3 separate regions of the Mus musculus genome follow, and regions 2 and 3 are each linked to region 1. A link is a loop called in an ENCODE intact Hi-C map of the cell type or tissue named here. Cell type or tissue: gastrocnemius. All regions are shown on one strand.

Region 1 (8,000 bases):
CTTACAAGCAGCTGTGTCCTTCCCATGTGGGTTCTGGGAACCCTGGCCCAGCCTAGGGGTATAGACCGGTAATCCCAGCTACTTGGGAAACCAAGGTCAGAAGATATCAAGAGTTCCAGACAAATTCAATTAACCTCTGAGCCATCTCTCTAGCCCTCCGTGGGGATTATTTGCAAACTGAAAGTACAGTCCATTATTCTTCTGTTGTGAGTAGGACTTTGGAACCCAGAGCAAACAGCAAATTCTAACGACATGAACAGAGGACACAGACTGGATTGCCTAATGTGGTCTATAAGAAGGGAAGTGAAAAGGGCTTACATCTACAAGAACAGTTAGAAACAGCATCAGGCAGCCAGCACTCAACCCAGGCCACCAGAGTATATTCTGCAATCCAGCCTCATGCCCAAGGAGTCCCATGCTGGGGCAGCCACAGGACAACTGTTGTCAGCATTGCTCAGTGGCTAAGGAACAGGCAAGCATGCTCAGTTTCTACATACACTAAGTGCTAGGGCCAGGCCCGACTTCAAAAGAGATGGCCCCACCCAAGCCACAGATGCAGAAAGATCTCCCAAGATTCCAGGACAGCAGTAAATCAGAGTCCCAGACCAACGTCCTTCTACCACCAGAAAGTACATGCCCTAAAATGCCTGGCCCCAAACTAGACCCAGAGCTAGGTCAGCTGGAGGTGTTCTGCATGGTTGGCACCGGGAAGGCAACCCCAGCTAAGGCACTCTGCTTTTGTCTGGACTCTTTCATCTGAGAGATATCACCAGTACATCGAGCTGTAATACTGTTAGGAAAATAAGATAAAGGTCAGATGTGTTGCCTGGCACACAGTGGACCCTCAGTGATGGTAGTGATTGTTACCATGGAGACAGCCTGGACCAGAAAAAGTCTCTACAGAAACTTTGCAGTGCTTTTTCCAATTAACACTGTACAAGATTGTCCAGATTTTTGTCAACTTGATATTTCAAGCCAGGGTCACTGTATTAGTCAGGAGTCTTTAGAGGATTTTAAAAAATTTTATATATATATATATATATATATATATATTCGCAAGTATGGATGTGTCTTAGATGGTCTTTGGTGTATGCCAGAATCCTGAAGACTGGCTCTAATGCCAGTGACAGTATGGACTTGTCAGCAACTGTGAGGGCAAGCCAAAAAAGAAAAAAGAACAAAACAAAACATTAGAACCTCCTTCTTCCATGTCCTTTACACAGACTGCCACCAGAAGGTGTGGCCCACCTCAAAAAAATCTGGATTAAAAATGGGTCTTCCTGCTTCCATTGATTTAATTTAAAAAAAATCCCTCACAGGTGTACCTAGCTGCTTGGGTTTTGATTAATTTCAGATGTAGTCAAGTTGACAATCAGGAGTGGCCCTCACAGTCACCTGGGAGAAGGGATGCTCAATTGAGAAAACGCCCACTACATCAGACTGCCCTACAGATGCTGTCACCCGTGAGCAAGTGGCCCTGGTTGGTGTAAGAAAGCAGGCCAAGCAATCCATGGAAGCAAGTCAGTGTTTCCCTGTGGCCTCTGCTTCAGTTCCTGCCTTGAGTCCCTGCCCTGATTCCCTTCATGATGGGCTATAAGCTATAATAAAAGCTATGTAATAAACCCTTTCCTCCCCCAGTTGCTTTTGGCTGTGATATTTGTCACAGCAATATAAAGCTAACTAGGACAAGGACTTGGGAAAGTCCTTAACTTGAAAATGTTGAGTCAAGTGCTGAAACCCTGCAACGACTCACACAGACAGACTGCTGAGTTCACGAAGAAAAGCAACCCCTCAAGGATGTGTGGGGCACACACACGGCACACAAAAGCAGCTCGTTGAGTTTCGATTAAATGGTCAGGTTTCCGAGAGCAATGTGTTACGAGTAGCCCCAGATTCTGCATCTTGGGGTTTTCATGCTGTGAACCTTACATGCCGATCTGTGAAGCCAAAGGATGCTTTTTGCATCTGGCCAAAGGAGAAAGATGTTAGATCCCCAAGGCTTGGGTTCGGGTCAACAGATTAAATGTGGCTCTCCTCCACAGGAAAAAGAAATCACTTCAGGAACAGGGTTCTAGAAATGGTTTAGCAGCAGCTGCCTGGCCATTGGAAACAGAAACAAAGCCATTCACCAGCCCAGTGCAGGTCTAGCTTCCAGTCAGGGCAAAGAAGCAACCAGAAGCCGAGAGGTTTAAGAGCTGAAACCCTCAAGAGGTTGGTTGGCGTGGGGGCAAAAAGCAAGACAATGGGATGCTGGTGAGGTAACCGTCAGTAAAATCTTGCCTTGCAAACATAGGACCTGAGTTTAGTTCCCAGGACAAGACAACCATGTCCTCAGAATCCTGGCGCTGGTGAGGTGGAGAAAGGGAATCCACGGGACTCATAGCCAGCCCAACCAAATCAATCAGCAAGCTCAAGGGCAAAGGTAGATAGACAGTGCCTGTGACAGTGCTCTGACTTATGGAGGGGGATAGGAGGGCAGGGAGAGACGGAGAGAATGGGGGGGGGATGGAGAGGGGGAGACAGAGATAAAGAAGGAAAACACAACTGACTGTATTTAGGTCAGCTCTCTATCCAGCACAGCAATTTCACCTACAACGTTCCCCAAGGTAATCAATTAAATGCCCAATGACAACTCCCTGTGGTGACAAGGAGTTCCACGCTGTGTCCAAAGCAAAAGAGAACTGATTCCTTGAAAGTTTTTATGCTCAAAACCACTTCCCTTACCGCACTGATCTTAACTGTAGTCTCCTGAATAACCAAATACATAAATCCCTCTCTCCTTTATAGACTCCCGGCTAGACAAAGACAGCTAAACAGGCAGGAGGCTGAACAAACAGCCACCGGGTTTAAGGAGAAAACAGAGACATAAAAACAAAGAGGCTGCAGCAGCACAGACCCCACCAGAGCAGGCCCAGCCTCAGGTCAAAGCCAAGGGCTGAGAGTCGAGCCTCTTACTTGTAACCTCAACAACAGCTTTTAAGAAGCCCGGCCGTAGATGCAGTCTACTTCCAGAGTGTTTGGAACCCCTGGGTTCCATCCAAAAAAAAACCCTATGCACTAATGTACCTGTTAGTTACTATAAATTAGGATGCAAACTAGAGGCAAAAGAGATCTTGGTCATGAGAAAGACAACTAAAATTATGAATGTCTAGTTGAGCCATAAATGGGGGGGGGGCAGATTCAAGACAATTAGAAACAGGTAAAATTCTTTTAGAACAAGATCTACTCTTGTTGTAGGCTACTGCCTACAGATTACAAGGAGGGGGTAAATCTCTCCTAACAAAATCAAACAGGAAAAATATGAGTTTCATAACAAAAGGACCCTACCATCATTCATACACTGAAAATGTAAACCCGGGTGAGGGAGGATTCAAAGTCACCTAAGGCATCAAGCAAGAGGCAAAAGCTAAAACACGCTCTGCAGATTCCCCAAAGTCAATTCCTTCCAGGACACTATGTTGCTATCCTGACTCAACAAGCCCCCACCCCCTAATTCCATCCATATAAGCAGTCGCTACCTGAATCTGTCAAATTTCAGAAAACAAAACAAAAAGCAAGCGGTCTTCAAGTTAACATCTGTGCTTTTCATGCCCTAGAGCTCTCTTGGTCCCTCCAGTCTATCCCAGGTCCTATTTCATATTTCTAAGTGACTTCCACAAAACTGCAGAACGGTTAGAAACGAAGCCTGCTGAGTGATGAGGAAAGAGAGAGAGAGAGAGAGAGAGAGAGAGGAAAAAAGAAGGAAAGGAAAGGAAAGGAAAGGAAAGGAAAGGAAAGGAAAGGAAAGGAAAGGAAAGGAAAGGAAAGGAAAAAGCCATCAGTGAACAGAACCACACCCAGAACTCAAGCCTGGCGTGGAGAGCCCAGACACAGCGGAGCTAAACAAGGACGCGCGACCCACAGCGGAAGGGACAAGTGCCTTTTCACAGGGCGAGTTTCCCCGCAGATGGCAACGTGGCAGAAAACAAACAGTTGCAGAAGCTGACACCCTGCTGCAGGGATACCTCGGAAGCCCACACACAGCCCTGGACCTCAGTTTCCCCTACTCTCGGAGGAAAGGAGTTGCGGTCTGGTACCCTGTGACCCAAGGCAAGGGCATAGCTCGAACAGCCACATCTGCAAACGAAGGGTTGGTCCGAGCTAGCCGTCAGTGACTGCCGATGTCACCTGGGAACTATGACTGAACACCTGTCAAAGGTGCATGGGAGACCCCACCCCACGGGTGACCTGTCCCTGAGCAGCAGCATCCGTTTGGCGGGAGGTGCTACAGCAGGAGGTGACTCCCGACTGCAGCGCAGGGCACGCACTACTCACCGGTCGGCCCTGCCCGGCCCGGGCTCCCGCTCCGGCTCCGGCTCCGGCTCTGGCTCCCGCTCCTGCTCAGCCCACCTCGCGTAGCCTCAGCGCCGACCCCTAGCCATGGTTTTCTAGCCTCCTGGACAGCCGCTTCCGGGCCCTGTCACGTGATGCTGGCTCCCTAGCCCAGGTCACGTGCCGCTCCATTCCGTGCTCCTCCTCCCGGACCCTTGTTCTGCAGCGCCACCTGGCGGCCGTCAGCCGCTGCTTCAGAAAGGGCAGTGCTTCTGAGACCACCACAGAGCTAAGGCAGACGACCTAGATTTTGAGGCAGTCTCCAGGGAAGTCGGCATGCAAAATATCCGTAATTTTTAGCCTTGCTAAAATTTATTTGTTCAGCATATATTAACGTGCATTTACTGGTTTATAATCACAAGTTTGCACCTTTTAAAAAATAAATCGTGCAGCTAAGCCTGATGGTACAAGACTGCAATACCAGAGCAGAGAAGAAAAATAGTTCAAGGCCTGTTTGGGTTATAGAGTGAGTTCAAGGATACCCTGGGTGATTTAAAGATACCTTGCTTCAAAAAAATTTAAAAGGGGCTACTGGGAAAATGGTTTACTGGATACAATAAGAACCTGAGTTAAGATTCCCAGTACATATAAAGAGCCAGGCAAGACAATGTGTGCCAGTAACACCAGAGCTTGGGGCCAGAGCAGAAGGATCCCTTGGTCTCTTCAGCAGACTAACTGATCTAGCCAAAACAGTGGGCTCAGGTTCAGTGAGAGAACCTGTGGGGAAAAAAAGTTGAGGGAACAACTCAAGCAGACAATGTCACCATCTGACTCCCCGATGCCCCACTCCACACACACACACACATACTCCATATGCTACACACATACACATACACACACACACACACTCCATACACCACACACATAAATATACTCCATACACCACAAACACACACATACATATACTCCATACACCACATACACACAGACATATACTCCATACACCATATACATACATATACTCCATACACCACACACGTACATATACTCCATGTACACACATATATTTCGTACACCACACACATACGTACATGCACATATGTTCCATACACCACACACACACATACACACACACAAACAACATATACTCCATACATCACAGACACATATACACATATACTCATACAAACATATACCACACATACATACATATACTCCATATACCACACACACAGAGATGCAAAGACAACTTCACACATACACATACTTCATACACCACACACACATACACACTCCATATACCACACACACATACATATACTCCATACACACACATATACTTCATACACCTCACACATACATACATACATACATACATACATACACATATGCATATGTTCCATACACCTCACACATACATACATGTACTCCATACACACAGAGATATAAACAGTACATACCACACATGCATATACTCCATATACCACACACACAGAGATGCAAAGACAACTTCACACATACACATACTTCATACACGACACACACATACACACATACACATATTACATATACTACATACATACATACATACATACATACATACATACATACACAAGCATATAAACCATACACCACACATACACAGATGCATACACATACATATACACACATGAACAAGAAATGATACAACTTCTAGAGTCCCACTCTACACTTGCTGGGTCAAGATCCCCATCCATGAGTGGCATCCGGCAAGACCTAGGGAGATTTGGATTCTCCTGCTGAGAGCCCTACTACAGAGGACTGCCTTGGTGTACTGAGTATTAGCCCAGCAAGGCTTGCAGTGTGGCAGAGTAACCTCCTTCCCACCCACATCCCAGGTCTGTCTCCATCACTTCCTGCTGCGCAGCCTTCTGAGTTCCCTTTGGGTTACCCATTTTGAAAGTTCAGTTGGAAGCCCTACTCTATTCTCCCCCTTCCCTTGTTGTTTGCAAATCACATAAGATCTGGCACCTAAAGGGGTCATGCTAGAGAGAAATTTTGGATAACTCCTTCTGCATCTAACAGAAGGAGGTCAGTTCTGCTTTCCCCTAAGCTCCACCCATATCCCACCTCAAACGTGATGGGTCCTAAGATGCCAGATACTCAGCCACTGCTCTCCTTTGCGGATACATTGTTCTCGGTTCCATCTTCAATACACTCAGCTGCCATGTCCTCTGCTGAAGGTCTTACGTCTTACAACGAGCCTGAGCCCGTGCAAAGTTTCCTTGTACACTATCTGATTCAGACATGGTCGATCTCCAAGACACGAGTGGTGGCCCCTCTAGCACCCCCTTTCCCAGAGCAAGCTTCCGGGCCCTGGATGCAGTGAACGCCGTGCTGCTGTTGCACGACAGTAACCATTGTGGCTGGGACATAGAAAGCCATGTGCCTTTTTGTCAGTATCCCAAGAACGATGTCACTCTTCACAATCATAGACCTTTGCTAGAGCGAAGCGTTCAGCACTGTTAGAGTTTAAAGTATTTTGGAAGTCACAGCGACATGATTCCAGAACGCATTAAGTGGAGTGAATGGAGTTGACATTGTTAATCTTAGAGCAACAGCTAAGAAAGGTAAAATTGTTATGAAGAAGCTCTGCAGGCACCGTGAGGACACCGTGAGCTGGGGACATAGGAGGGACTGTGCTGCAAAGAAGGGGAACAATACTGAGGAAACGAAAAATGGTCTTGGAATCAAGGATGATGCTTGAGGGAGCAAACGTCAGGGAAGGGATGATGCCAGTTCAGCACCACCGGGAGGTGTCTGTCCCCATTTACAGGCTCAACCATCCTGCCAGCCTACCTTGTTTTTGTTTTTGTTTTGTTTTTGTTTTTTGTTTGTTTGTTTTGAGAGAGAGGGGGTCCCTTAGTGGCCTGGAACTTGCCAAGTAAAGTAGACTGGGTGTCTCGTGAGCCCCAAAGATCTGCCTGTCTCAGCCTCCCAGCGCTGAGATTACAAGCCTGTGCTACTACATCCAGCTTTTTTACATAGGTTCTAGGAATCAAACTTGAGTCTTCATGCTTGCACAATAAGCACTTTCCCAACCGAGCCATCTCCCCAGCCTGTTTTGATTCTTTTCTTATGGTTTTTGATGACATGAAAGGAGACAAGGACAATTTTTTTAATATTGCAAATAATCTTTTTTGTGGCAAAGTATTTAAAGATACACTGTGACAAAGTATATAGCTAAAGCTGGAGCTGCAGCTTAGAGACAGAGAGCCTGTCCCAGGTGTGTGTGTGTGTGTGTGTGAGAGAGAGAGAGAGAGAGAGAGAGAGAGAGAGAGAGAGAGAGAGAGATCATGTCACGTGATGCAATACTGGTATACAGGTTAATGCCACCAGACACACCTAGGTTCCATCCCCAGTGTCAGAAAGAAAGAAAGAAAGAAAGAAAGAGAGAGAGAGAGAGAGAGAGAGAGAGAAAGAGAAAGAGAAAGAGAGAAGGAGGGAGAGAGAGGGAGGGAGAGAGAGAAGGAGGGAGGGAGAAAGAGAGTGGGAGGTAGGGAGGGAAGGAAGGAAGGAAGGAAGGAAGGAAGGAAGGAAGGAAGGAAGGAAGGAAGGAAGGAAGGAAGGAAGCTATTTAATACCTTTAAGGTACAAACACGGCAGCTGAGGTCCCAGGGAAAATGGTTGCAAACTATTCCATGCATTCT
Region 2 (8,000 bases), 50 kb before region 1:
GAGAAAAGGGACGAGGGGGAGGGATAGTGGGCAGAAGGAGGAGGAGACAGTCATGATAGCTGAGTGACTGGCTGCTGAGAGCAGAGCAGAATGGGAAGATCTGTCATTTGATGCAGCAACACAGAGCACCCTGAACACTGACTGACATCAGTGGTTTTTATCACAGGACAGATAGGTCCATTTGGGGGACAAAGAAAGAAAATGATTCCAAGTTCAAGACAACTTTATCTTTTATTTTAAGATTGGGAGGCTGGTCTATGTTTGTGGAGTGGCTGAAATAATCCCTAAGGAATGGTCATAATGTGACACAGTAGAGAAGAGACCAGGGAACATGGTGTTGGAGGAGGTGAAGGGGACATGGGTCAAGAGAGGGACCAGCTTTAGCTGAGGAGGACGGTTGTGATGTCGGAGCACCTGTGAGCACCCTTGGCACCCTCAGCAGGAAGCAAGACCGTCAGCAGAGAGCTCCGTGTCTGAGGAGAGAAAAGTCATGTTGAGTCACAACTGGTTGATCTGATGTTAGGCAGCACTGGAGGCTCATCTGCCATTGGGGCCATTGGATGAAGGCTAGGGCAGTGGATGAGGACATGGAAGACATTTCCTCCAGCAATGTTCAAAGTTTTCTAAAGAAACTGCCTTGCCCATATTAAACAGGAAAATATTTGGCCCTGGGCATGCCTAGTTTCTGTTGTCTTGCTTTTTTGTTTTTCAACACAACATCAACCTGATGCTTGCCCGCACAGGCGACTGAACCCGCATCAGAGGCTTACGAGCCAAGCACACTCCCACTGAGCTACACGCCCCAGCCATGCTTTTTCTGTTTTGCAGCAGGGTCTCTCTGTGTATCCCAGATTGGCCTGGTATGCTCTAAAGCATACCTATCTGTTGAGAGTAAAGAAAAGTAGAATGCTCTAAGCCAGGGGTTTTCTAACATCTTAACTCCAGGGACTTATGATGTGTGCGCATGCAAATGTGCAGAGGGCAGAGGGCAGCTTTGGGTGTCGCTCCTCAGATGTCCTCTACCTTGGTGTTGTTTAGTTTCTTGCTAATCTGGAGCTGAACACTTAGGCTAGGTTAGCTGGTCTAAGCACAGTCACCAGTGATCCCATCAGTAAGGTATCTTTGGGCCTCAGGTTCCTCATCTGTCAAGTGGGATCTTGCCCTTTCCATGAAATATGGTGAGGACTGGATGGAATTTTGAGGACATTTGGAGTCTTCAGAGACAATCTCTGAAGCATTTGAAAATTCTTGGAAATGGGGATGTAGCCAGGTTAGTGGCATGCACCAAGAAGTAGATGCAATTACCAGCACCATGTGAATGAGATATGATGGTGAACAGCTGTAATTCTAGCGAATTAGGAGGTAGAGGCCGGAGGATCAGGAGTTCAAGGTTATCCTTGGCTGCATAGCAAAGGGTGTGGGGTAGAGGTGAGGGGAAGAACAACTGAAAGCCTGTCACAGGATTACAGAAATCCTTGTTTTGCTGATGGCTATCTGTGCTCTCTCTCAGCTGGCCAATGGCTTCCTCCATCTGGAATACCGATGCCCTGGTGGTTTCTATGGAAACCTTTCCTCCCATCGTCCTGTGAATGATGGACAGTGGCACTCCATGCTGTTGGAGGAGAGGGACACTTCTGTTCATCTGTTGGTCGACATCACAGACAACACTTCCCTTGTCATCCCAGAGGAATGTCAGGGTCTGAGGACTGAGAGACACCTACTGCTGGGTGGCCTTGTCCCCTCAAATCCTTCCTCAAATGTCTCCCTGGGGTTTGAAGGTTGCCTGGATGCTGTTGTGGTTAACAGTGAGAGGTTAGAGCTGCTTGGCCATAGAAAGAAGATGGCGGGCTACCTAGAGACATGGGCCCTCAGCCAGTGCTGCTGGCCTGGAACCACCTGCAGCCAGAACCCGTGCCTCAATGGTGGGAGCTGTTCACCTGCCCTTGGATCAGGTATGGACTGGGAAGATGACCCCAACCAAGGGTTAATCCCAAAGGCCCCTGACAGTGACCTATCCCTGTGTCTCACTATAGAGTTGATAGGGTAGGTAGGGTCTCTCACCACAGCCCAGGGTGATCTTGGGCAAGCCACTACTATCCAGCAGATAGATGATTCTTGAACTACAGCACAAAGACACAGGTTTTACTGGGGCCCCCAACTACTAGCCGATTGCTTACCCACCTTCCTCTCTCTCCCAGGATACCTGTGCAGGTGCCCCCCTCTGTTCTCTGGCAGGAACTGTGAACTTGGAAGGGAGAATTGTACTTCTGCGCCCTGCCAAGAAGGTGGCACATGTGTCTCCTCCCCTGAAGGCACTTCCTGTAGCTGCCCTCACCCTTACACAGGTGACAGGTAAGCCCAAAAACCACATGCCCTGGCTCCTTACACTGGAACATTAGGGAGTGTTCTTTGCCCTCTTGCCTCTAGGGAAGCCAATGTGAGTCCAGAAGCCCAGTCTCTGGGCCTTTTCCTCTTCTGACTTTCTTACATCAGGATACTGTGGGAGGGAAGGCTTGTGGGAAAATGGTTTCCTAAGCCCAATTCCCATTCATTGGAACTAGACCATAAGAAGGGACCAGGAAGCCACACAGCTCAACAGCTCTTTAGGGCAGGTCAACTCTGGCTGACATCTGCAGAGAATAACTATACTTCCTTTGTACTATGTCTTCCCAGAGACACTTGGGGAAACTGATTCCCCTGGGCCCAGGAGCTCAGACTTCTCTGCAAAACTCTGCACCCTGCCTGTGGCTAGGCTAGGCCATGAGGGTTGTTAGGGAAGGAGACACAGTTTAGAAACCTAAAAACAAAGCACTTGGGTAGGTATGTAGTGTTGGAGCCCGCAAGCTTAGGAACATTTAAGTAGTCATAGAAGGGAATTATGAATCAATGAACTCAGGATGACCTAGAATGGGCCGTGATTTTATTTTAACAAGCTCCCAGGAGATTCCCATGTAGTCATCCTGGATATAACAACCATTGACCACCAGTCATGGTGGCTCATGACTGCAGTCCCAGCACTTAGGAGGTAAAGCAAGAGAGTCAGAAGGTCAAGGTCCAGGCTGGAGGGATAGCTTAGTGGTTAAGGGTACTTGCTGCTCAATCATAAGTGTGAGAGTTAAGATTCCAGCACCCACATAACGGGCCATGTGCTCCATGAATGTCTGTGACCTCAACTTCAAGGGGATTGTATGACATGCTGGCTTCCAGCCCAGCCAAGAAAACGAAAGCACCAGGTTCAGGGAGAGACCCTGTCTCAAAGGAATAAGTAGAGAGTGATAAGTGAAGACATCCACTACTAGCTTCTAGCTTCCCCATGAGTGCACAGGCATGGGCACATACATGGGCTCATATGCTCAAAGACACACACAAACACACACACACACTCACTCACACTCACACACTTAACACTGTACTGGGGGCCAGCATGGCCTAGTGATTTCTGGAATGTGTCCCCTTCCTTAACAACCCCCATACAAATTATCTATGCATACAGAGTAGTTCAAGGTCAATCTGGACTAAGACATACCATCTTTAAAAAGGAAAGGGGAGGGGAGGGGAGGGGAGGGGAGGGGAGGGGAGGGGAGGGGAGGGGAGGGGAGGGGAGGGGAGGGGAGGGGAGGGAAGGGAAGGGAAGGGAAGGGAAGGGAAGGGAAGGGAAGGGAAGGGAAGTCAATAGCATAGTCTTCCCACTGTTTTGGAGATGGGAAACTGAGGCCAAGAGAGGGAAAGTTTATCCAGTATTTCAATGACTCGAGTCCTCGGCAGCCATCATTACTATCCTGCTCCCTGCCTGCTCTGATGTAAAATGGTATGCATCAGGGTCATTGGAGAGTACGTGGGAGCAGGTCAGGAAAGTGGTGTTTGTGTTTTAAAAGGAACCTGGGGAACGGAACACAGCATTTACATTGCAGAACAAAGCCCTTGTGGTGAAATTCTAAGCACTGAGAGATAGTTGGGGCTCAGCTGGGGTGGGAGAACCTTTCTCATACACACATGTATACTTGTATGCATATTTGCATATGTGGAGGCACATGCACCCAATAATATGAGGTATCCCGAGGAGGATGTCTAGTGTTCTGCTCTATTGCCTTCTGTCTTATTCTTGTGAGATAGCGTCTCCCAGTACTGAGCCTCAGACTGCACACACACACACACACACACACACACACACACAAGAGTGGGAGTGGTAAAGTCACAGGTTTGGGGGTGAGACCTCTATCCCATGGGGCTGGAAAAATAGCTCAGTGCTTAAGAGCACTTGTTGCTCTTTCAGAGGAGCTGGGTTTAATTCCCACCCCCTACATGGTGGCTCACGAATGGTCTGTAGGATATTATTCCAACTCTTCTGGCCTCAAAGGGCATCAGACACACATGCGGTGCACAGACATACACGCAGACAAATTATTCATGCATTAAATATTTTTTTTAAAGAGGGACCTTTAAGACTCTGCTAAGTACTTCTCAATCTCTGCAGGTGTGAGATGGAAGCAAGGGGTTGTTCTGGAGGACACTGTCTCATCACTCCTGAGATTAAGAGAGGGGACTGGGGACAGCAGGAGTTCCTGGTAATCATAGTAGCCTTACCTCTCCTCATCATTGCCACCGTGGGACTCCTCCTCTACTGCCGTCGCTGCAAGTCTCACAAGCCAGTGGCCATGGAGGATCCAGACCTCCTAGCCAGGAGCATTGGTGTCGACACCCAAGCTTCACCTGCCATTGAGCTCGATCCCCTTAACGCCGGCTCCTGCAATGACTTAAACCAACTGGAGCCCAGTAAGACCTCAGTTCCAAATGAACTTGTCACCTTTGGACCTAGCTCCAAACAGCGGCCGATGGTGTGCAGTGTGCCTCCCAGGCTCCCACCAGCTGTAGTCTCCTCCCACCCTGGCCACGAGCCCATCATCAAGAGAACCTGGTCAGGCGAGGAGCTGGGTCAGTATAGCCAGAAGTCCCATGGCTCAGGGATGCATGGAAGTGGGTGGAAGCCTGAAATACTCCATTGGTATATACGTTGGTATACAATGGAACAACCATTGATCAAACCAATCTCTGGGTATTGGGCATGTAGGGATGCATTCCAGGTCACAGTGCATAGATGACTGGAGAAGATGCTAAGTCCCTTGACCCAGAGTTTGCAGCTCATCGTGTCTGTTCCATCACACGGTCCTCTAAACTCCAAATCACACCATAGGACTGATTAATGTTCATGTCATGAAACGTAGACTTGATGGTCTTGGGTGGACTTGGGAATAAAGTGGGGATGTCTGCACCCTTGTGCTGTTCTGGAGATGGAAAAAGTTCTAGCAGTCCAATCTGGAAGTGAGATTTAGCTGGCCCAGAGAAGGAAACTACAGCCCCTTTCATCTTTGGTTCAGAAGGAGTATATTTGTAAAGTGCCTTCTATTTTTTCTAGTATGTTCTCCAGTAGTTACAACAGGTATTGTCATGGCATGTCACCGAGGCCATAAAGATGAAATGAGTTGCTCTAAATCTCAACTTGTCATTGGCAGAGATGGGTGTGGGATAAGGGGACTCCTTCCAAGCCTCCTCTCATCCCATCACCTCCTATGACAGGCACTAAGCCATCACCAAGTCCACAGTGTGCATCCATTTCCTTCCATTCTGAGATTATACTCTCAACTGCAGCTGTCTAACGGAAGTGTGGATGGTAGAGAACTGTCTATGGTTCTCCCTAGACCTCCCTTCTCACCGACACGGGTTGGCAGTGGAGAGTCACAAGATGGGCTGGCATTGAGTTTAACCTCAGGCTTCAATTTACCTTCACTGGATTGTAGATCCATCTCAGCTTCCAGAGACGACATGTACAGATAGGTCATATGCCCACCAACTCCCCGAGCCATCCCTACCAAATGTCAAGTCATTGATAGCCCCTGTACAGCTTGCTAGAATGCACCATGGAAACACAGACCTCACCAAGTCTTACTGTTCTCTTTCAGTATACCCAAGTGGAGCTGCAGTCTGGCCTCCAACTTACTCCCGGAAGGAGCATTGGGAATATCCACATCCTGAAGCAATGCAGGGACCTCTGCCACCCTCTCCTCGACGCCATGTTAGTCCCGCCGTGATGCCAGATCCCGCTGGGCTCTATGGGGGCTTCCCTTTCCCCCTGGAACTGGAAAACAAGCGGGCACCCCTCCCACCCCGTTACAGCAACCAGAACCTGGAAGATCTGATACCTCCACGGCCTCCCAGCCCCCGGGAACATCTGCTTGCCCCCTGTCTCAATGAGTATACAGCTATCAGCTACTACCATTCACAGTTCCGCCAGGGAGGGGGTGGGCCATGCCTGGCAGAGGGGGGCTATAAGGGGGTGAGCATGCGCCTCAGCAGAGCTGGGCCATCCTATGCTGACTGTGAAGTGAATGGTGGGCCTGCCCCAGGACGGAGCCAACCTCGAGCTCCTCCCAACTACGAGGGCTCAGATATGGTAGAGAGTGACTATGGAAGTTGCGAGGAAGTCATGTTCTAGCTTTCTGCTCTCAGAGGAAAGCATGGGGGAAGCCCTGGCCCCACACTGTCTCCCAATGTCATGGGAAGTGAGTTGGGTGTGGCTGAGAGAAGAAGGGAGGCCAGCACATCCCCAGCCCAGATGTCCATCTCTTAAAATGTGCTCTTCAGGTCCCCAGCTTGTCCTTGAGGGTGGAGGGAAGCTGAAGGTAGAGCTGTAAAAATGGCGGTAGGGCCCCAGGAAAGAGGAGGTGCCCAGACAGGTGCACACTGGGGTGAGAACTAGGAGGGTAATCCCTCAGATCCGCCAGCTCCCAGCCCCAGCAAGAAAGAGCTCCAACCACCAGCTCAACGTGTCTGGGCCACATTCTTACAGCTTCTCACAGGCCCATCATGGGGCAGGCAGGTTTGTGCCCAGTAGGCAACCATGCATGCATCTACTGTGGAGAAGAGACCAGGACCTTCTAAGATCCGTGCAGTGGTCTCCTAAGGGGCTGAAGAGTAAGCAGCCTGTAAGCAGGTACTACAGTCACCCGAGTATCTGCTTTGTGTGTACCTTTGGGACATCTATGCCAAGTGTCATATGTCAGCATTGTTCTGGGCACTGGCAACAAGAACATTCTTGGAAGTTGAGTCACATGGACTTCCATCTTCTGGAAGTCTTGTTCTTGAAGCTTCAGGACTTGTTCCCCCTCTGCCGGTGGGATCCTGCCTGAAACCTTCTGCGCAGAAGAATTCAGATCTCTCCGAATGCTGAGTTAATTGTCCCAAACGTCCCAGGCACTTTTAGCCAAGAACAAGAAGGATGTAGTTCATTTGAAAACTTCTTAGGCACTTTTCAACCTTGCTGTCTGGATGTGTTTTCCCAAAAGGGTTTCTTCTTGTTTAGACACAAGGACTTCAACTGCCATCCAGGACCAGGTAGAGGTGGAGATTCAGCCAGCAGATCCAGGCCAGACACCCTGCCTTCTCCCTTCCCTTCATCATAGACGCCTGCCAATCAAGTGTTACCCCCACTGACTCAGCCCTATGCATGGAGGATCAGTGTGGGCACCCACGGACTGTGTGCATGTGCACATGCGTAGAAAGTTATGTAGCTGGGAGTGACAGAGACTGGAAGCCAGGGAGGCCTGTAGTGGCCTGAACACTCTGTCCTCTGCCAGTCCCTCTCTGGTCCGCTGCCTTTTCACGTGTGTGGTTTTGGAGTTAGAAGTCAAGAGGAAGAGACTCCCACCCACAGAGCTGTTCAGAAAGACTGCTGTGTGGGCGGGTGCATTTGTCGACCATGTGTGACTGTGGGTGTGACTGATTGCACAAGTGGCTTTGGTGGCCATTTGATTTTTTTTTTTTAACAATAAATATCTTTTTTTTTACTGTTATTTTCTGTGTCGCTTAGAGCACTTCAGGCTGGGTCAGGGCCATGTCAAGAGAGTGTCCAAGTCCAGGTTCATAAAGAATCCAGGAGCTGGAAGGGTTTATCACTCTGACACCTGCTAAGCTAGACTCTAGAGCTTAACTAGACATGACGTCAG
Region 3 (8,000 bases), 180 kb before region 1:
ATAGTTGGATCCAGCTAACCTGATTTCCAGCTGTGCACACAGATCCTGCGGGACCCAGCCAGTCACCAGGCCAAGAGGCATCGAGGAGAGAGTGCCCCCTGGTGGTTCTAGAGAGAAAGAAGGTTCCTAGGGACTTAGAATTTATTTAAAGCTTTAGGGAGGTCCAATCTGGCCCCCTCATTTTCCTTATGTGGAATATGAATTTCAGAGAAGCAAAACCCCTCAGGTAAGATCACTAGATTACTGATTCAATTTTCCTATGAACAACAAATACTTAAAAACCAACAACAAGAAGAACAATTGCAACTACCTCTCATATGCTAGGATGTCTACTAAAAAAATGGCTTGTTGATTCCTGAGGGTCACACTAAACTGTGTATTTTTGTGGTAATTGTAGCAACACTTTAAGCTCAGCCGCTGAATTCATATCTGAGCTGGCCCTGCAACCCAGGTGATTCTGAACGCATAGCAACAATGAGGAACCCTTCTCACCCCTGCCACAACAGAAAAGTCCAAGGGGCTAAGGACAAGTCTAACGGGTATAAAAGGGTCATTGTCAGTCTTGAGTGGGGGGATGGACATATGATTCCTGGTGAGACTTAGCACAAAGTGAAGTTCAATCGTCCTTTGACTACAGGTTGCTGAACCCCAGTGCATCTTAAATGCAAGGTAAAAATACACAGCAAACTAAGCCCAAGGAATTTGGTTAATGCTTTTAAAAGAGAGTTGGATACAAAGTTTAGCTCACTTGTTTGTTTGGAAGCCACTCAAGAAGGGCTAGGGGGTTAGCCCAATAGTAGAGTGCTCATTTAGAGAAGGGGCCTGGGATTGCTAAGCAACACCATCAAAACAAAACAAAACAAAATGCTATCTTACTATATTACTCTTTGATGGGTACAGCATTGCACAGTGAAGTCTCAGCACTCAGGAAGCAGGATTGTGAGTTCAAATCCAGCCAGGGCTACCTAGGAGACCCAGTGGCCAATCTCAGTTGTCAACTTTAGGTATAGAATCACTTGAGAGACAGGGCTCTGGGCACATCCGTGGGATTCTCTTGATTAGGTTAAGGAGATGCGAAGACTCACTGTCCAGGATAGTTTTGTGCCAACTTGACATAAGCTAGAGTCATTTGAAATGAGAGAACCTCAAATGAAACAAATACCTCCATAAGATCCAGCTGTAGGGCATTTTATCAATTAGTGATTGTTGAGGGAGGTCCCAGTACACTCACTGTGGGTAGTGTTATCCTTGGGCTGGTGGTCCTAGATTCTTTAAGAAAGCAGGCTGAACATGCCACGAGGAGCAAGCCAGAGAATTCCGTGACCTCTGCATCAGTTTCTGCCACTAGGTTCCTGCTCTGACTTTGAGTTCCTGTTTTGATGAGCAGGAACTTAAATAATAAACAGTGATGTAGAAGTGTAAACCAAAACCCTTTCCTCCCCAACTTGCTTTGGTCATGGTTCTGTCATAGCAATATTAACCTAAACTAAGATACTCAACAGTTATGGGTGGCACCATTCCCTAGGCTAGGATCCTGGACTGTATGTAAAGGATAAACATTCACTGCTCTCTTCTTCCTGACTGGGGATAAAATGTGACTAGTCACTTCAGGCCCCTGCTGACTTCTCTGCCATAATGGACTGTAACTATGAGCCGAGAGAAACCTTTTCTTACTTACTTTGGTTTTATCAGCATATTTTATCACAGCAATAGGAGACGATACTGAAAAAGAGCTGGGTCTTGTGGCTACTTCCTCCAACATTCCTTTTTGGAACCTAATGAAACTTACAATTATAGTCCCTAAAGCAGCGTGGTGGCCCCTCCTTCTCTGCCCGAGTCTTGGCCATGGTGAGCCCCTGTAGGAGCTGTCAGAAATGGTCACTACTGTCAAAATGGCGGCACTGCGACATTTCCTCAGCCTGCAGCCATCACAGGAGCTGTCCACAGTGGCTACCCTTTCCTGCTTCAGCCTACATCCTTGGTGAAACACTAGTGCAGGATCCGTCCCACGGGAGCTGTTTACAGTGGCAGCACCTCCTCTCCAGCCCCTCTCCACCCCCCTCCCCCCGCCGCCCTCAGCAGCTCCACAGAGATGGTGCCTCAGCAAAAGCCAAATGCAGCCTGGAAGGACTTTCCACCCTTAACCCATGGCCCCGATTCAGGGAAAAGCGGGTGAAAAAAGCCACCAATCCCTGAGCTTCCCACAAACCCACCAATTTCTGAGCAGGAAACCCACCAATCCCTGAACAGCTAACCCATATCCCTGAACAGGAAACCAACAAATCCGTGAACAGGAAATCCCACCAATCCTTGAACTCCCCAAGCTCATGACTTGAAATCCCACCAATCCTCGCTCTGGAAATCTCTGCCTTGAAAAGCTTCACCCCTAAGAAATTCTATAAAAGCACTGTTCTTTGTCCAATTTTTGCTGCCCACTTCTGCGAGCAGAGGGCAGCCGTTCCTGGGTTTGTCCCTCCACACACTGGACCCTTCAATAAATCTCTTTCATGAGATTTATTGCCTGGAGTGATTGAGAAGATGCAAAGAATAGCGGCTGAAGTTCCTGAGCTCAGCTGGGAACATCATCCTCTGGGAGCTGCAACACCTCTGCTGAGGAGGCTTCCTCAGAGCCGCGTGGCTCCTGAGCTCCCAAGTCTCGGGATGCCCTTCTCTCGGGACACTGTCCCCCTCACAGCTGTATGGTTCCTGGACACTCCCTCCTCCCTCCTTCCCCCCTCCCCCCGCCCCGCGTCTCTGGATGCTCTTCCACTGGAATACTTTCTCCCCTCAGAGCTGCGTGGCTCCTAGGCTTCTGAGTCCCAGAATACCCTTCCACCTAGGCAGAAACACTTACAATAGAGATCCTTCCTCAAGGTTATAGCAGCAAAGAACAGCTACTGGAGAAGACACTTGAGGAGCTGCCTGCAACTTAGGCATACAGCTTCAGGGATGCTGCTGTTGTGAACTGTCACTCACGGCAAGATGGGCTAATCAGGGATGCGGCTGTTTTTCCGTTACCCATGTGACCCCAAAACTAAGCTGGACTTGGGTGGAGCCATTTTGTCTATTGTTAATTCCCTAGCTTGAGTAAATAGACCTTTAAAAGGTGTTTTTTCAGGAAAAGTCACACAGCAGCTGGGTATGGAGTCCTATGGGTAGAGGGGTACTTGCTTCACAAGTGCAAAGACCTGATTCTATAGCATAGCAAAGGAAAAAAGAAAAAAGCGAAAGAGCCGAGGCATGCAGGAGGTGAGACCCCGGGAGAGCTGGACTGACTAGTCTTTTGAAGGCCTTCTAGTTTCTCCAGACTCTGCCACAGCTTCCTAGAAGGTCCCAGAGGGTAGTGCAGTCACTATTGGCAGCGTCTTAATTGCCAAGCTTACTGAGCACTACCACGAGAGACCAGAAGGGGGCAGGCTGTACTCAGGAATGGACCTCGCAGATGCTCAGCTCAGGCTGAGTAGCAGCCTGAACGGTGGCTTTTTAGAACCTTGGGGGAATCATTGGCACTGTGGCATCGCTCAGTACACTGCTACACGGGTGGAGAAACTGAGTCTCAGAAAGAAGAGGTGTGACACAGCTCACTACCCACACTTCATGACACTGTCAGGATCCCCTAGAGAGAATCACAAAGATCCCTGGACCCTGGGAAACAGACCACACCTCCAGCTCTCAGCTAAAGGATAGCTGAAGAGGAGGCTGTGGCCTCGAGCTGGAGCCTGGCTGCCGACCTCAGAAGAGACCATAGCCTGCCCAGGTGCAATGGGAGAAGCCTGGAGCCTCACCTCTGACGCAAATGCAGGCATGAAGTGGAAGATCACATGATGACAGCCAAGCCACCTCCAACTCCCAGCCTCAGATTTTCTTTCAGTATTGAAAATACCTCACAAAGGGAGAGGTACTGGACAGAAAACCCCACTCTGTGCAGAAGGCTGTGAACAAATTGACATTCACTATTTCTTGTATATATTTCAGGTAATGCACTAATATTACATGATAAGAATAAAATGACGTGGGCTGGCGAGATGGCTCAGCAGGTAAGAGCACTGACTTCTCTTCTGAAGGTCCTGAGTTCAAATCCCAGCAACTACGTGGTAGCTCACAATCACCCGTAATGAGATCCGGCACCCTCTTCTGGTGTGTCTGAACACAGCTACAGTATACTTATATATAATAATAATAATAAAATCTTTGGGTTGAGCAGGGCCAACTGGAGTGAGTGGGGTTGACCGGAGTGAGCAGAGGTCCTAAAATTCAATTCCCAACAACCACACGAAGGCTCACAACTACAGTGTACTCATATACCTAAAATAAATAAATCTTAAAAAGAGAATAAAATGATGTAAGCAACAATCCATCTATCTATCCATCCATCCATCCATCTATCCATCCATCCTTACTTACACTGTACATTTATTTGTATTACACAGAAGAATGGAGCATCTTCAAGAAAGGAAGCAAACAGAAGCCACTGTTAGGGAAACATGCAGATATTTCAAATACCCACTTAGTGTGTGTGTGTGTGTGTGTAGATCAGAGAAAAACTTGAGGGGGTCAGTTTTATCCTTGCACCATGTAAGTCCTGGGGATCAAATCCAGGACTTGCTGGCATGTGCCTTTATCCAGTGACCCTTCTTTCTTCTTCTTCTTCTTCTTCTTCTTCTTCTTCTTCTTCTTCTTCTTCTTCTTCTTCTTCTTCTTCTTCTTCTTCTTCTTTTTTTGGTTTTTCGAGACAGGGTTTCTCTGTGTAGCCCTGGCTGTCCTGGAACTCACTCTGTAGACCAGGGTGGCCTCAAACTCAGAAATCTGCCTGCCTCTGCCTCCCAAGTGCTGGGATTAAAGGCATGCGCCACCACACCCGGCACTGACCCTTCTGTTTTAAGACAGAATGTCTTGTAGCCCAGGCTGACCTTGAACTCTGTGTTGATGACCCTGAACTTCTGATCCTCCTGCCTCCACCTTCTGAGTACTGGGATTACTGTCGTGTCCCATCATGCCTGGTTTGTTATTTTGGGCACTGTTGTTACATGCTGGACAAACACTCCATCAGTTGAGCCCTAACCCAGCCCTTTGTTTGTCTTATTCTATAACCCAGGCTGCCGTGGAACTCTACTATGTACCCAGGCTGGCCTCAAACTTGCTGCAATTCCCCTGCTTCAGCCCCCTGAGTTCTGAGATCACAGCCATGAAACATCACACCTGGGGGGTGTATTTGCTTTAAAATTTGACCCATCATCTCTCTTAAGTGGTGGCTTTTGTGTGTCCACTTCTTTGTGGGGACTTTACTGTGTGACACAAACGTTTAAAGCTGCCCCTACTGGTTGCCACAAATGCCCCGTGCTGTAGAGCAGGTTGCAGAGAGCAGCATGCGCACACATTTCCTCACAGAGAAGGCTTTCCTCCGGATGGATCCCTGCAAATGGAGTTGCTGGTCAAAGAGCAGGCAAGTGCTCCATCCTCGGCGGACAACGCCAAGTTGTCTTTCAAACGTGCCAATTTCTACTTCCTCTTCAGGTGTCTGAGAAGCCATCTTCCTCCCGGAGAAAGGAATCACTCATCCATCCCTGCCGCCTCTTCTTCATTTCTTTCTTCATGTGTATTGCGTGTGATACGCATGCATGTTCACATACGTATGGGTACTTGTGCGTGTACGCGGTGTGTGTGTGGAGGCTTGAGAGAGTAATGTCAAGGATGCTCCTTGATCCCTCTTCCAGCTTGTTCTTCTAGGCAGAGTCTTCGAGTCAATCCCACAATTTGAGGCTACGGAGAGTCTTGCTAGCCAGCTTGCTCTGGAGATGGTGTGTCTTGGACAGGTGGGTCTCCATGTCTGCCTGGCATTTGTGGGGATTCTGGGGATCCGAATTCTGGTGCTTTGACTTGGGCAACAAGACCACTGTGCAACCTTGGACTCAGATAGGCTGGCTGGTGCCCAGAGGTCTTTGTATCTGTCCTGGAAAGGGGGAGGAGCTCACACGGGCTTTTTTTTTCCTTTTCTTCCTCCTTCCCTTTATGCTCCTCTCCTTCCGAAGGAAAGAGTGGAAAGGCAGGAGGCTGCTGTAGAACAGCCCTCCACCTGAACCTGCCCCAGTCCCTCCTCCAAGGCCCCTAGCCATCTTCCCACATGCTGAACAAGTCCTGGCCTCCCTCCCGGGGTGCCCATGTGGTGTCTGAGATAACATCTTATCAAGTCCTTTGCCAAAAAAGCCTGCCTTTTTCTGCCCCTGGAAGGAATTAGTTTCACTTGTTCTGAAGGAGTCTCTGCATGCTCTCTCTCCTTCTGCCAAGAAACCTGAGAGGCCCTGGATTCCTCTGCACCTGGATGCAGACTCTGTCAGTTTAATCTGCCCAGCTCCTTCCAAAGGGCTTGAGAAGACGGGGCTTCGAGCTACTTAAAGGCTTAGGGAGGAGAGTGAGGGAGCGTCTGCCTGCATTTGGCTAGGCCTCTTGGGATGAAAGACCTGTGGAGAAGGGAGTGTTTACTAGGCTCAGCGGTTACTGAAGGGGCCAGAGATCCCCTGGGGCTGCTCAGAGGTGACCCACCAGCCAGATCACCAAAGATGCTGAGCAAGACAATTTCCACTCAGAGTTCTCAGAGCTGGAAGGCGAGTGTTTGGGGAGGAGATCAGAGCTGCTACACTTCATACAACCCCAGAGGATACTGTTTGCTCGGAGTGGTGGCTCCTCTCCTGCAGGCTCATTGTGGCTGCCATGACCACAACATGGAGCCTGCAGGAGTTGTCTCACTGTGGTTTTGTTTTTTAAAGCTTAATTAATTTATTTTTTTAAATTTTTGTTTCACGTGTTATGGGTGTCTTGTCTGTATGTATGTCTGTACACCATGTGAGTGCCCAGAGGCCTGCAGAAGCCAGGAGAAGGCACTGGATTGCGGGAGATGGAGTCACAGGCAGTTATAGTGAGTCATCCCACTTGGTTGTTCAGAGCTGAACTCAGGTTCTCCAGAAGAGCAGCAAACACTCTGTTTGTTTGTTTGTTTTTGTTTTTTGTTTTTTCAAGACAGGGTTTCTCTGTATAGCCCTGGCTGTCCTGGAACTCACTCTGTAGACCAGGCTGGCCTCGAACTCAGAAATCTGCCTGCTTCTGCCTCCCAAGTGCTGGGATTAAAGGTGTGCGCCCCCACTGCCCAGCTAGCAAACACTCTTAACTGACACATTTCTCCAGTTCCTCTAATGTCTTTTTTTTTTAATAATTATTAATCTCTGTACCTGTTTGTCTCTCCCTATTTAATGTGTGTGTGTGTGTGCGCGCGCATGTGTGAGCACGAGCACAAGTGCACACACACTCACATGCGTGCATGTATAGGAATGTCCACATCTCTGTATGAGGAGGCAAGAAGGGAACATACAGTTCCTAGCAGCTGGAGTCACAGGTATCTGTGGGCCAAGAAGCAAGAACCTCCAGGAGGTTCAGAGGAGAGAGACCTTCCTTTACCCACACAACCCTGGAAATGTTCAAAATACCTGCCCATCATTCATCAATGACTAACCTGATGGGGTTACAGCAAACGGCTGACATCTCTGCTCTGGGAGGTGGAGACAGAATGATCAGGAGTTCAAGATCCAGGCTGGCGATGTAGCTCAGCTGATAAAGCACCTGTCTGTCTAGTCTGCAGGAAGCCCTGCGTTCCCTCCAGGTCCAAATAAACCAGTCGTGGTGGTGTACCCTGGGAATCTCAGCACTTGGGAAGTGGAGGCAGGAGGATCAAAACTTCCAGGCCATCCTCTGCTACAAAGTGAGTTCAAGACCAGCCGGGATCCTTGAGACTGTTGAGAACAAACCAAGACCAACTAAGGTCATCCAAACCTTACCCCTACCCCCAGCGCAGGAGAGACTGGTTCTGCATGGAGGTAGCTCTAGAGGTAGGAAATTCCTGGAGGTGAATGAAGGCTGGTGGTGTTGCAATCGGGATCTTGGGGGTCTCTGCTTGGGTAGCAGAGTGGGAGGGAAGCACAGGCCTGCTCCCCTCTCTTTCCGCCTCTGCC

The links. Peaks named below come from ENCODE experiments on the same cell type or tissue, not always from the same donor. Only the 100,000 strongest peaks of a DNase experiment are listed, where the experiment ranks them.
Region 2: it touches region 1 in a loop (3-fold over the local background); 8 of 42 quality-filtered maps call a loop at or near these places.
Region 3: a loop joins it to region 1, with 9 times the contacts of the local background. A loop is called at or near these places in 34 of 42 quality-filtered maps.

Annotation. Positions count from the first base shown.
Region 1 is chr11:55,200,803-55,208,802 of GRCm38, reverse strand. It overlaps Slc36a1 (solute carrier family 36 (proton/amino acid symporter), member 1), which reads right to left and starts at 4,463. Exons shown (of 11, transcript NM_153139.4): 1 at 4,315-4,463. In gastrocnemius, no CTCF peak of the experiment used is centred here; DNase peaks (open chromatin) are centred at 3,952 and 4,515; H3K4me3 peaks cover 1,642 bases; H3K27ac peaks cover 763 bases.
Region 2 is chr11:55,250,456-55,258,455 of GRCm38, reverse strand. Fat2 (FAT atypical cadherin 2) reads left to right here. Exons shown (of 23, transcript NM_001029988.2): 20 at 1,511-1,952; 21 at 2,199-2,352; 22 at 4,475-4,932; 23 at 5,958-7,846. The coding sequence ends at 6,490. Among named protein-coding and RNA genes, the nearest start is that of Slc36a1, 50 kb to the right of the region's middle. In gastrocnemius, no CTCF peak of the experiment used is centred here; a DNase peak (open chromatin) is centred at 4,859.
Region 3 is chr11:55,382,042-55,390,041 of GRCm38, reverse strand. It overlaps Gm31842 (a long non-coding RNA gene), which reads left to right and starts at 7,192. Exons shown (of 3, transcript XR_388657.2): 1 at 7,192-8,000. In gastrocnemius, CTCF peaks have their summits at 103 (motif pointing left) and 3,407 (motif pointing right); DNase peaks (open chromatin) are centred at 3,412, 5,906, 6,132, 6,484 and 1 more place; H3K27ac peaks cover 204 bases.